2 separate regions of the Mus musculus genome follow, and region 1 is linked to region 2. A link is a loop called in an ENCODE intact Hi-C map of the cell type or tissue named here. Cell type or tissue: heart. All regions are shown on one strand. Links, peaks and the distances in the headings refer to the core of each region. The heading gives the core; the rest is flanking DNA. Region 1 has its middle 4.5 kb from the start of Sema6c. Region 2 holds the start of Pip5k1a (phosphatidylinositol-4-phosphate 5-kinase, type 1 alpha).

Region 1 (5,371 bases), core at 253-5,252, 51 kb after region 2:
CCATGTAAAGTGTTTTGCCTGCAAGTGTGACTGGTACCCAAAGAGATCAGAAGAAGCCGTTGACTCCCCTGCAACTGGTGTTATGGATGGTTACGAACCATCCTATGGATGCCAGGACCTGAACCTGGGTCCTCTGAAAGAGCAAACACTTAGCCTCTCTGCAGCCCTGGCCTTGCTCTTTAATCCTTAGTAAACCGTAGGTCTTGTTTTAACTCGGATAATGACAGATACTCTTGAGCCTCTGATCTTCCTGCCTCTACTTCACGACTGCTGGGATACAGTATAGGTAGACACCAACACCCGGGTTACAGGTATCGGGGATTGAATCCAGGGCTTTGTGCATGCACCCTACCAACAGAGCCACATTCCCCAACCATAGTGGTCGCTATCTTTCTTGTAGAATGTTTTACCACAGCTGGGCATGGTGGCATCTACCTTTAATCCCAGCACTCTGAAAGTAGAGACAGGGGGATCTCTGGGTTCAACACTAGCTATTGTTATTGCTTTGGGAAACTTTTTTTTTGTAATTTATTTAGATTTTTAAAAATGTTATGTGTACATAACAGAATGAGTTCTCGGACAGCCAGATCTACACAGAGGAATCCTGTCTCAACTCTTCCTGCACACAAAAATAGTTTTAGAGAGTGTGTGTGTGTGTGTGTGTGTGAGAGAGAGAGAGAGAGAGAGAGAGAGAGAGAGAGAGAGAGAGATGTAGCACATTGTGTCAGTAGAGCTCATCCTGTGAGAGCTGATTCTTTTCTTTCACTATGTGGACCTCAGGGATTGAGCTCAGGGTTGTAAGGCTCGGCAGCAGATGCCTTTACCCACTGAGCCGTTGTCTCTCCAACCCACCGAAGTCATATATTTTTTTAAGATTTATTTATTTATTATATATAAGTACACTGTAGCTGTCTTCAGACACACCAGAAGAGGGCATCAGATCTCATTACAGATGGTTGTGAGCCACTGTGTGGTTGCTGTGAATTGAACTCAGGACCTCTGGAAGAGCAGTAAGTGCTCTTAACCGCTGAATCATCTCTTCAGCCTGAAAGTCATATTTCTCAATGTGGGATAATAAGCCACAGTAAATTGTGCTTGAGTTGTTTAATATGTATTGTGCTGAATTAAGGTTTGATCTTTCTTAAATTCTTAGAATTATGTTTTAATCCATATATACTAACCTATTCAGTAAGTTCATATTTTAATGAATATCTAAGTCCCATGCTAAAAGATAGGAAACATTTAAACCTCCACATGTTATGTATCTTTCTCCTAAAAATTCTTTAAAACCTTTAGAACAGTCTCTAACTCTCTCTCAAGACAGGGTTTCTCAGGCCGGGTGGTGGTGGTGCACACCTTTAATTCCAGCACTTGGGAGGCAGGGGCAGGTGGATTTCTGAGTTCAAGGCCAGCCTGGTCTAAAGAGTGAGTTCCAGGACAGCCAGGGCTACACAGAGAAACCCTGTCTCGAAAACAAAAACAAGACAGCTTTTATTTATTGTCATTGTTGTTTCTGTGTGTGTAAATGCTACAGTATGTGTGGAGGTCGGAGATAATGTTTGAGATTTGGTTCTATCCTTCCACCATGGTTTCTGGGTATCGATCATTTTTTTTTTAAGATTTATTTTATTTATATGAGTACACTGTAGCTGTCCTCAGACACACCAGAAGAGGGCATCGGATCTCATTACAGATGGTTGTGAGCCATCATGTGGTTGCTGGGAATTGAACTCAGGACCTTTGAAAGAGCAGTCAGTACCCTTAACTGTTGAGCCATCTCTCCAGCCCCTCTGGGTTCCAATCTTAAGCCCATAGGCTTTGAAACAAGTGCTTTTACTCATTAAGCCATTTTTCTTTGCTGGTCTATGTTCCATAATTTTACTGTCTGTTAAACCACTTTGGCTCCAGGATCCCTCAGCAGTTAACCGTGTTGTAGCTATTATTCCTTTCCCATTCTGTTTATCTCATGGCTTCCTTTGACCTTAAGTCTAGGAGTCTGTCTTGTTTCTCACTGTCATGTCTGTGTGTGAATCTTATTGCAGGACAGTTTGTTTGCCCATTTATTTATTCTATTCAGGACCCCCCACACACACACACACACTCAATTAAGGCTGCTGTAGAAATTGGTAACTCAACAGTTTTTCCCTTTAGTCCAGAGACCAAGCTGTGGGTAGAAGTACCCACTCAGACAACACTATCTTAGAATGTCAGTGTCTCCCAGGCCACCCACATTCCAGGGAATTTTGAAAATATCCTTTGTGCCAGCCCCACGCAAGGAAAAATCTTAGCAGGCAACACCAAGGTGAAAGCCAAGCAGAATTGTCTAAAGTAGCCTCCTTCTTCCTCTTCACTGACATTCCTCAAAAGAAAGGCCCTTTATTGGGGTCCCTCGGTCTTGGGGACAAGGAGCAGGTTTTGCCATTTGGAAGGATGTTCAAGAGCCTTTTGAGGAAGTGGGACACACTAATCTCGCGCATCTGTAGGGTCAGGGTAGCTGTTCACTCTCTCTCTTTGATGTCTCTGTATTTTTCTGAATCAATTGGTCTTGGTCTCCACCTGGCTTTGAGCTTTAGCCCTCCTACCTGTCCTCTTTTGTCAACCATCTGTCTCCTGACAGCCAGCGTCTAGCTTTCAGACTTAGTTTCTGGCATGGTGGCTCAGGGCTGACCTGTTCAGACTGTGGAGGTCGGTGGGGAGATGATGGGCACAAGATAAGTCGGAGGATACTTTCGCTTCTTAGGCCTCCTAAACTACATGCAGGCCTTCTTATTGGGGTCAGGATGAATATGAACCAGAGAAATCACACGGAGATGCAGAAGAGACACAGACAGAAGCTTAGGAAGGAGAATGCGGAGGGACAAGGCAGGAGACTCCCATGAGAGCAGGGTCGCCTAAGTCGTTGATGGAAGTGAGGGAGGATCGCGCAGGCTCTGACAGCCCAGCCCAGCCGAGGCCCCCTGGTTTCCTGTCTCTCTTCTCGTGTTGTCTTCCTTCCTGATTGTGACACTTCTGTCTGTCGGGACTTCTTTTCTACCAGCCTGTCTGTGTGCGTGTGTCTTATGTCCTCGTCTCAGAGATTGTCCGTGGGTCTTTCCATCTCGTGCCTGACTCTGGTCTCAGGCTCACCCTCTCCGTTTAGCTCTGGGTGGACCGTGCGCTCGGCGCCCCTCCTTCTTGTAGTATTATTGGTGAAGAGGTGGCAAGGAGGCAGTGTCTATCCCGCCGCTTAGTATTCCATTGGGCGGCGGGCCCGAGAGGCGGACCGGAGGCGGGCCCGGCTGGGAGGCGGGCGGGGCGGCTGGGGCCGAGCCCAGAGCCCCGGGCGGTCGCATTGTTTTCCTCCGCCGATCTGCGGCGGGAATAGGGGCTCGTACTCGGACCCGAGGCTCTTGTAACCCGACAGTGCCCTGGAGTCTAAATCTAAGCACGGACGTTCGTCACATCTTGCCGAAGCCCCAACCACGGATTGCGAACTCTGCGAGGCGCGGAGCTAGGGGCCGCCTGCTGCTCCCTGGACCTTGCTGACCCGGATCTCGGAGCAAGTACCTTGGGGTAGGGATGTAGCTATAGGGAGGGAAAGGAGCGCTACAAGAGAGGGTCAAGCTCCTAAGTGTCACAGGGACTCGAGTGGGTCCAGCGCGTCCTGTGCCTGGCAGAGTTAGGGTGCGTGGAGGAGGAGGGGACCGTGGCCGAGCCCAGCTGCACTGATGGGCGTAGGGTGTAGGCTTCTTTTCCGACTGGTCGTAGTCGCGTCCCGTAAGATTGGGGGTCATGGAAGGAAGGGGTGGGCTTTTTTTTTTTTTTTTTTTTGAGGCGCGCACAATGCAGAGGGTGGGAAGCCCAGCACCTTGCCTCTCCCTCGGGAAACTGAGGCTCCAAGACCTATGGAGAAGTAGACCTCTACACCCCTGCGGGGACTGGGAGGGGGACAAGTCCTTCTGGACATCGGTGTCGGGGTTGCTTCCCTGTCCTTGTGCAGGCTGGAGTCTGAGCACTCCTAGGGGGAGGGGTCGGCTTGGGCGAAGAGTCCAGGAGCCGGGCCAGGGAGAAGCATCGTTCCCCGCGCTCACCTCCACGCTTCACCTCATTCCGCCCTGGGCTTTGTTAGACTGGTCTCCCACGGAGGAGAGCGGGCCTGGCGACAGCATCCTAGTTCACCTACCCACTCCGCGCGGGCCTAGGGCCCGCCCTCGGCTATTCCAGCCTCTAGTCCTGTTTCCCTAGTCTGGGAGACCCGCCTCCGTCCCCCAAACCCAGATCTCATTCCCACTTGATCTGCGCCTGCAGGCCCCTCCAGCCCCTCCTCCCGCTAACGTGGCTCTGGGACCCGGTCCCGGCCCAGACGCTGCTACCCGCCCCTCCTCGGAGCCCCGGATCCAGTGAAGGGGAGACACGTCGAGCCCCTGGCCCCAGGCCCGTCTCAAGCTAGGCGCACGGGAAGCTCCAGACACCTGGTTTATCCACGTTGGGGGTGGGTGGGAGGGAGGATAAGTACAAAGCCTGGGACGGAGAGAGAAGGTTAGGGTAAAAGGATTTTGAGGCTCGGTGCACCTCCTGAGCCTCCTGAGGAAGGTGGGCAGGGGTGGGCAACCATGTCTATGACTTCCTGCTATTGTCCCCGGCCTGCCTCCCTATTCCTTCCCCTGCTCCTCTAGACACCGACTATGACCTCGGCCACTCCCCAGAGGTGGCTGTCTGGCTAAGAGGAAAGAAGGGGGGCTGGCTGTTTCATCTTTCTATCAAGGGGAGGACCTAAAAGGAGAAAGAATGGCCAGGTCTCTCCTTGGGATTTCTCCAGGTCACAGCATGCCTGTCCCCAGGCCAGGGATTGGATGGGAGCCACCCAGATGTTGCTCCCCCAAACAGCTTATGGGAAGCCCTCTTAAAGATGTATCATACTCGAGTCTAGTGGGCCAAGGAAAAGGCCAACCGAGTGTTTTTAGAGGCTGGTCTAACCCCGCTGAAAGTGAGCATGTGTTGGGGGGTCCTTAGTGTGAGAGATTAGGTAGGAGGGAAGCACTGTTTGCTCTCTGAGGAAATAAGGGGGTGAGGGTACTTGCTATCAGAGCATTTGCTTGGAAATGAAGAGCATGCAAATTAGATGCAAATTAGCCTCTATTGTCCCTAGCTAGGGAGCTTTTGCAGGAGGCTGTTGGAGTCTGAAGGTTTTAACATGGGAGTGGTCATCAGGCCCCACAACTCCCAGACAACCCTTTCCCCAACACTAGTCCTGCAGTTCCAGGAGTTTCTGGCTAAAGGCCAAAAGCTACCCTCATATCTTCCGGTGCGAAGCTGCCCTCATTTTGTAACCAAACAAAATGCACTCCCCTTAGCATCTCCCCAACACTGGCTTCAACAGCTTTTCCCAGGA
Region 2 (5,371 bases), core at 104-5,103:
ACTCCGTTTACGTTATTTTGTCTTATTAAGCCCAGATCCTGATGCATGCTAGACGAGATCTCCACTACTAAGCTGTATCCTCAGTCTCCACTGATTCGTTTCTCCACTCCTGTTGTCGTTTCTCTCTTAACCCCCAACCTTCAGTCTCCATCCTTCCTCCTCAAAGTTCTCAACGCAGTCGCCTCTGAGACACTGTGTGAGTTTTCGTCAGCTTCCCTTTTTCTCAGCGACATCCATCCTTTCCCCCAGACTCCTCTAGTAATAGAATTGTCTACTTCAAAGTCCGGTCCTGTCCTCCCTTAGGGGCAACCCCTCGGACATCCTCAACCACAGGTCCCCTCCCAGGACTCGGTCTTGTTCCCATCTCACAGTCCTCCTCAGTCGGCTGCCCGCGTCCCACCCGACTCACCTGCGGTACCAGCAGGGGCCCCGGCATCAAGGGATGAAAACCCGGCCGCCGCTGGCCCTGAGGAGGCGGACGCCATCTTGGCAGCCCCCTCCCCCTCAGCGGCTTCGCTCCCTTTCAATCCGGCTTTTCCTTTTCTCGGAATCGAATCTTCCCCACGTCTCTTCACAGAACCCGCGTTCGGCGGGCTTCTCACAGGCGTTGTTCAGGCTCCAGGACAAGCTCAGGACCGCACCACTTGCCCGGCATGGGGGAGAGCTGCAGTCTCGCACCTTCCTAGCAACTTGAACTGCTCTCCGCCAAAGCTACCTTCTCTTACCAGACAGGAACACTTGAGCCGGGCCCCGGGAGTCCCGCGTCTCGGATAGAACAAACCTAAAGGAAAACCTAGGCACCTGAGGTGCCCCCAAAAGCGAATGCCCCCCCTCCCTCACCTCCCCAGCCACTGCCTGTTTATCCCCAACTCCACCGCTCGGCTCAGGGTGGGCGGCCAAGGAAACCCCGGTATTGCGCATGCGCCACAGCTTCTCGGCGTTCGTCTATCTAGCCGGAGAAAAGAGAAGCCAATCAGAGGGGACTTCGGATCACGTGACAGATGATGCCACACCCCAAGGAATCCACCGACCGTAGACCGTGAGTCTACGGTGGCTCAGTAGGCCAATATAGGTTCGTATCTTTGATCGGGTTGCTAAGAACTCTTGTTAAGAATCAGCTGGACCGAGATGGACTGAGCTCCTCAAATGACAGTCCTGGAAAGAATTCGGAACGCAGCTCTGTGTCAAGTCCGAAATGTTAAGCTCTTGTGCACTACAAAACATCACAACCATCAAGAATTCTTCCAGCCTTTACTGTTTAAGGTGTCGGCTTGTGGGATCTTCCTTCTAAAGACATAAAAATAGATGTTTTGTTTACTTCAAACAGTGCTAGACACAGCGACAGAGTTCATTAAATGTAAATATTTGATAAATAAGGCAATGAGGATTTGTCAACAATATAAGAAGAAAAGTAAGAAAAATACATAAAAACAAAGTTTAAAAGACCTGATAAAAAAAAGACTACAGACTATCAAATAACCTCCCCCTATCCAAAGTCCTCCTTAGCATTCAGTTGCTAATTATCTATACTCCAAAGGGCATAGAAATACAGAGGGATTCTACTCTAGCCTAGTTGTCATATGAACTCTGCCCAGTTTTTTTTTTTTTTTTTTAAAGATTTATTTATTGATTATATGTAAGTACACTGTAGCTGTCTTCAGACACTCCAGAAGAGGGCATCAGATTTCATTAGGGATGGTTGTGAGCCACCATGTGGTTGCTGGGATTTGAACTCTGGATCTTCGGAAGAGCAGTCGGGTGCTCTTACCCACTGAGCCATCTCACCAGCCCTCTGCCCAGTTTTTACAAAGAACCCTAGCAGCTGTGAATATTATGGGAAGCCTAGGGAAGGCCTTTTTGAACAAGCGCTTCTGAAAAGCAAAGACTGTGTGCTAAAGTTCTATGTCCACCTCCTGTCACATTTTTGTACAAGGTAATCACTCAATAATTATTTGTGAAATGAATAAATAAAAGGCATGGGAAAAAACCTCCAGCTTATTGGTTCTAAAGTGGCCTGGACACCTATCCAGATGTTCCTCCAAAGGGAACCCAGGGCCAGAGTATCCATCAAATATCTCCCATTCCTTAACCTCAGATTTCTTCCTCTGCCTTCAAGACCTAAAATATTTGTTTCCTTACTGCCATCTGCTGGATTCTTTGTGCTCCCTTGGGTACTAAAGATTGACAAACTTCATTTGATAGAATTAGCATCACTAATTCAACAGCATTTTGACTCGGTAGCACTGAAGTATTGTATGTTGTACTGTACCTGAAACCTTCGCCCTGCTGTTACTGGTGTCAGACAGTGCTATTCACTCACAGGTGAAGTTGTGTCTCACAGATACTTAGTAAATACTGTTGAATAAATTGTCTATATTTCCAGAAAAGGCATTCAGTCACCTGGGAACTGTTAAGACCACTCATCAGATAAAGGCACCAAACTATGCCTAGGTCCATGAGATGGGATAAGAGAATTGATCCATTCAAGTTTTCCTCTGCCCTCCTCTTGCACAAGTTAACAAACACTTGAGTTAAGTGTAAACTCAGTTGATTCTATTTCCTAAGGTGCTCTAAAAATCAATTGAGGTAGAGATTAAAGCTATTTCAGACTCTGAAATTGTAAGTAGGCAAAAAGGACCTAAATGCATAAGGCAGTTAAAAACAGAATTATCTCCCTATAGTTTGTATTTCAGTTCTGAAAGAAAAATTAAAAAAAAAAAACATCTTAAGCTTCCTAGGGGCCTTTGTCTCTACATCGCCCAGGAAATGGCCACTGTCACAGCCCCACCTTGTGTTATCCGCTTATGTGTGTAACTCCCTCATAAGATGATACTTTTTAGAGCAAAGATGATGGCTTTTCATTTTTACAGTTCAAGAATGTAGACTATTGCCAGGCGGTGGTGGTGCATGTCTTTAATCCCAGCACTTGGGAGGCAGAGGCAGGTGGATTTCTGAGTTCCAGGCCAGCCTGGTCTACAGAGTGAGTTCCAGGACAGCCAGGGATATACACAGAGAAACCCAGTCTCAAAAAAAACAAAATAATAAATAATAATAATACACTATCTTTAAACATCTGGGCATGGTGGCACAGTATCTTTAAACATCTGGGCATGGTGGCACACTATCTTTAAACATCTGAGCATGGTAGCACACGCCTGAGGTTCCAGCTCCACAGATAGCTAAGATCCCTTAACTTGTTCCCTTGAGTTTTCTTCCCTTGAGTTTTCTTCCCTTTTTCTCCCCCGCCCCCAAATCTTGATTTCCAAAAGAGCCTGGACGATAGGCAAAATATAGCATACCTTTATCTCAGGGGTAAATGTAACCGAAAGGAGGGCTTGGAATGTTTAGGAAGCAGGTATCCTACCCCTCTGTCTCTCTGCCCCAGCTCTTACTCAGTCCCAAGGTGTCCTCTGAGTCACAGGGTTACTCTTCCCTAGTGACATTCCTAGCATAGCAGAACTGGGGTGACTGGGCAAGGTGTGGGAGCTGGGGCAGAGAAGAACGCTGTGGCTTGGTGCTCCTGAGGAAATGGCAAAGGGAGTTCACCAATACATACTTTCAGAAGGGAGGCAATCTGGTGACCTCAAAGAAGGGCCACCCATTCGGTTGTCAGTGCATGTAAGTGTGCTTTATCAAAGCACCTTTTGGGGATAGGGGTGTAGTTCAGAATTAGAGAACTTACCTATCTTATACACTACTCTGAATTTAATCCTTGGCATTAGAAAAAAAAAACAGAAACAAAAATAAAACCAAAAAACAGTAAAAGAATGAATACCTTCTTCATTTAGTCTTTCATTGTTTACCTAAACCTAGCCTATTGCAGGCATTCACATTCGTAGTATAGACAGATACAATCCTTGGCCTCACTTGGGATGTACCTTTGTAGTAGAATGCTTTTCTAGAGTTCCTGAGACCTTGGGTTCCATTCCCAGCAAAGAGGGGGAAACACACACACACACACACACACACACACTCCAAAACAAAAACAAAAACAAACTCTTCCCTTAACCTAGTAGCATGAAACACGGAGAAGACCATAGCAGACCAGTCTATGAGACTGGCAAGCTTGGAGTACATAGAGAACCAGTCTCCAAAACCAAAACTCAGCAGATAGAGGAGCCTGCCATCAAGCCTGGTGACCTGACTTTGACCCCAGATTCCACACAGTAAACGTGGAGAGCCAGTTCCTGCACATTTGTCTTCTGACCTCCACACCAGTGCAGTGGTACATGCTCACACACATGAACACAAACACATAGTTAAAAAAAAAAGTCATACAATTTTTAAAAAGATTTATTTATTTATTTTATGTATATGAGTACACTGTAGCTGTCTTCAGAAACACCAGAAGAGGACATCAGATCCCATTACAGATGGTTGTGAGCCACCATGTGGTTGCTGGAAATTGAATTCACTCAGGATCTCTGAAAGAGCTGTCGGTGCCCTCTCCCAGTGTGTCTGAAGACAACAATAGTGTACTCATATTAAATAAATAAATAAGTACATACATACATACATACTTTTTTTTTTTGAGACAGCTTTTCTCTGTATAGCCCTGGCCGTCCTGGAACTCACTCTGTAGACCAGGCTGGCCTTGAGCTCAGAAATCCACCTGCCTCTGCCTCCCAAGAGCTGGGATTAAAGGCGTGCGCCACCACTGCCTAGCATAAATAAATCTTAAAAAAAAAAAAAAAGTAGGAGCGGAGAAGGGAAAGGAGTTTGCTATGAGGCAGGCCTACTTGGCGCACACCTTTAATTCCATCACCGGGAGGCAGAGGCAGGAAGATCTCTGAGTTCGAGGGCAGCTTGCTTTACACAGGTAGCTCCAGGCCAGCCAGGACTGTAAAGTGTGATCCTGTCTGTAGAAAAACAAACAAAATATCTAGGTAAGGAGGAGGAACCCTGGTACTGTGCCCTAGGCGCTGCCTATGAGTGGCCACAGCAGCCACCAGCCACAAAGAGACTTAAGGTGAAAATAACTAGGACCTCTCGACGCTCGGCTGCTTTTGCTTGCAGACGCTGAACTTCCGTCATTGACGGTCGCCCGCAGGTAATAGTGTCGAGTGCCGATCTGCGAGAACCCCGAGCTGGGCCAGGGGCTGAAGGCGGCAGCGCAGTCGCTGTAGGCGGTATGAGTTTGGCTGGGGGCCGGGCCCCACGGAAAACCGCTGGGAACCGGCTTTCTGGGCTCCTGGAAGCAGAGGAGGAAGATGAGTTCTACCAGACAACTTACGGGGGTTTCACCGAGGCAAGAGCCGGGCCCAGGAAGAGGGAAAGAGAGAGGCGAGGAGAAGGGAAAACCCTGGACAAAGAGGAAGGGGGCGGGGATTGAGAAAGGCTCGGAAAGGCGCTCCGGGCTGGACGGCGGAGT

Evidence for each region. Hi-C counts contacts between places; a loop is a spot of excess contacts. Peaks named below come from ENCODE experiments on the same cell type or tissue, not always from the same donor. Only the 100,000 strongest peaks of a DNase experiment are listed, where the experiment ranks them.
Region 1: it touches region 2 in a loop (4-fold over the local background); 1 of 42 quality-filtered maps calls a loop at or near these places.

Annotation. Positions count from the first base shown.
Region 1 is chr3:95,157,161-95,162,531 of GRCm38, forward strand. It overlaps a transcript of Sema6c not described here. Among named protein-coding and RNA genes, the nearest start is that of Sema6c, 4.5 kb to the right of the region's middle. In heart, for the core only: no CTCF peak of the experiment used is centred there; DNase peaks (open chromatin) are centred at 3,211 and 4,221; H3K4me3 peaks cover 2,853 bases; H3K27ac peaks cover 2,323 bases; H3K27me3 peaks cover 968 bases.
Region 2 is chr3:95,105,967-95,111,337 of GRCm38, forward strand. It overlaps Pip5k1a (phosphatidylinositol-4-phosphate 5-kinase, type 1 alpha), which reads right to left and starts at 964. Exons shown (of 15, transcript NM_008847.3): 1 at 410-964. The coding sequence starts at 485. It overlaps Vps72 (vacuolar protein sorting 72), which reads left to right and starts at 5,076. Exons shown (of 6, transcript NM_009336.2): 1 at 5,076-5,248. The coding sequence starts at 5,132. In heart, for the core only: CTCF peaks have their summits at 872 and 2,147 (motif pointing left); a DNase peak (open chromatin) is centred at 965; H3K4me3 peaks cover 1,946 bases; H3K27ac peaks cover 1,815 bases.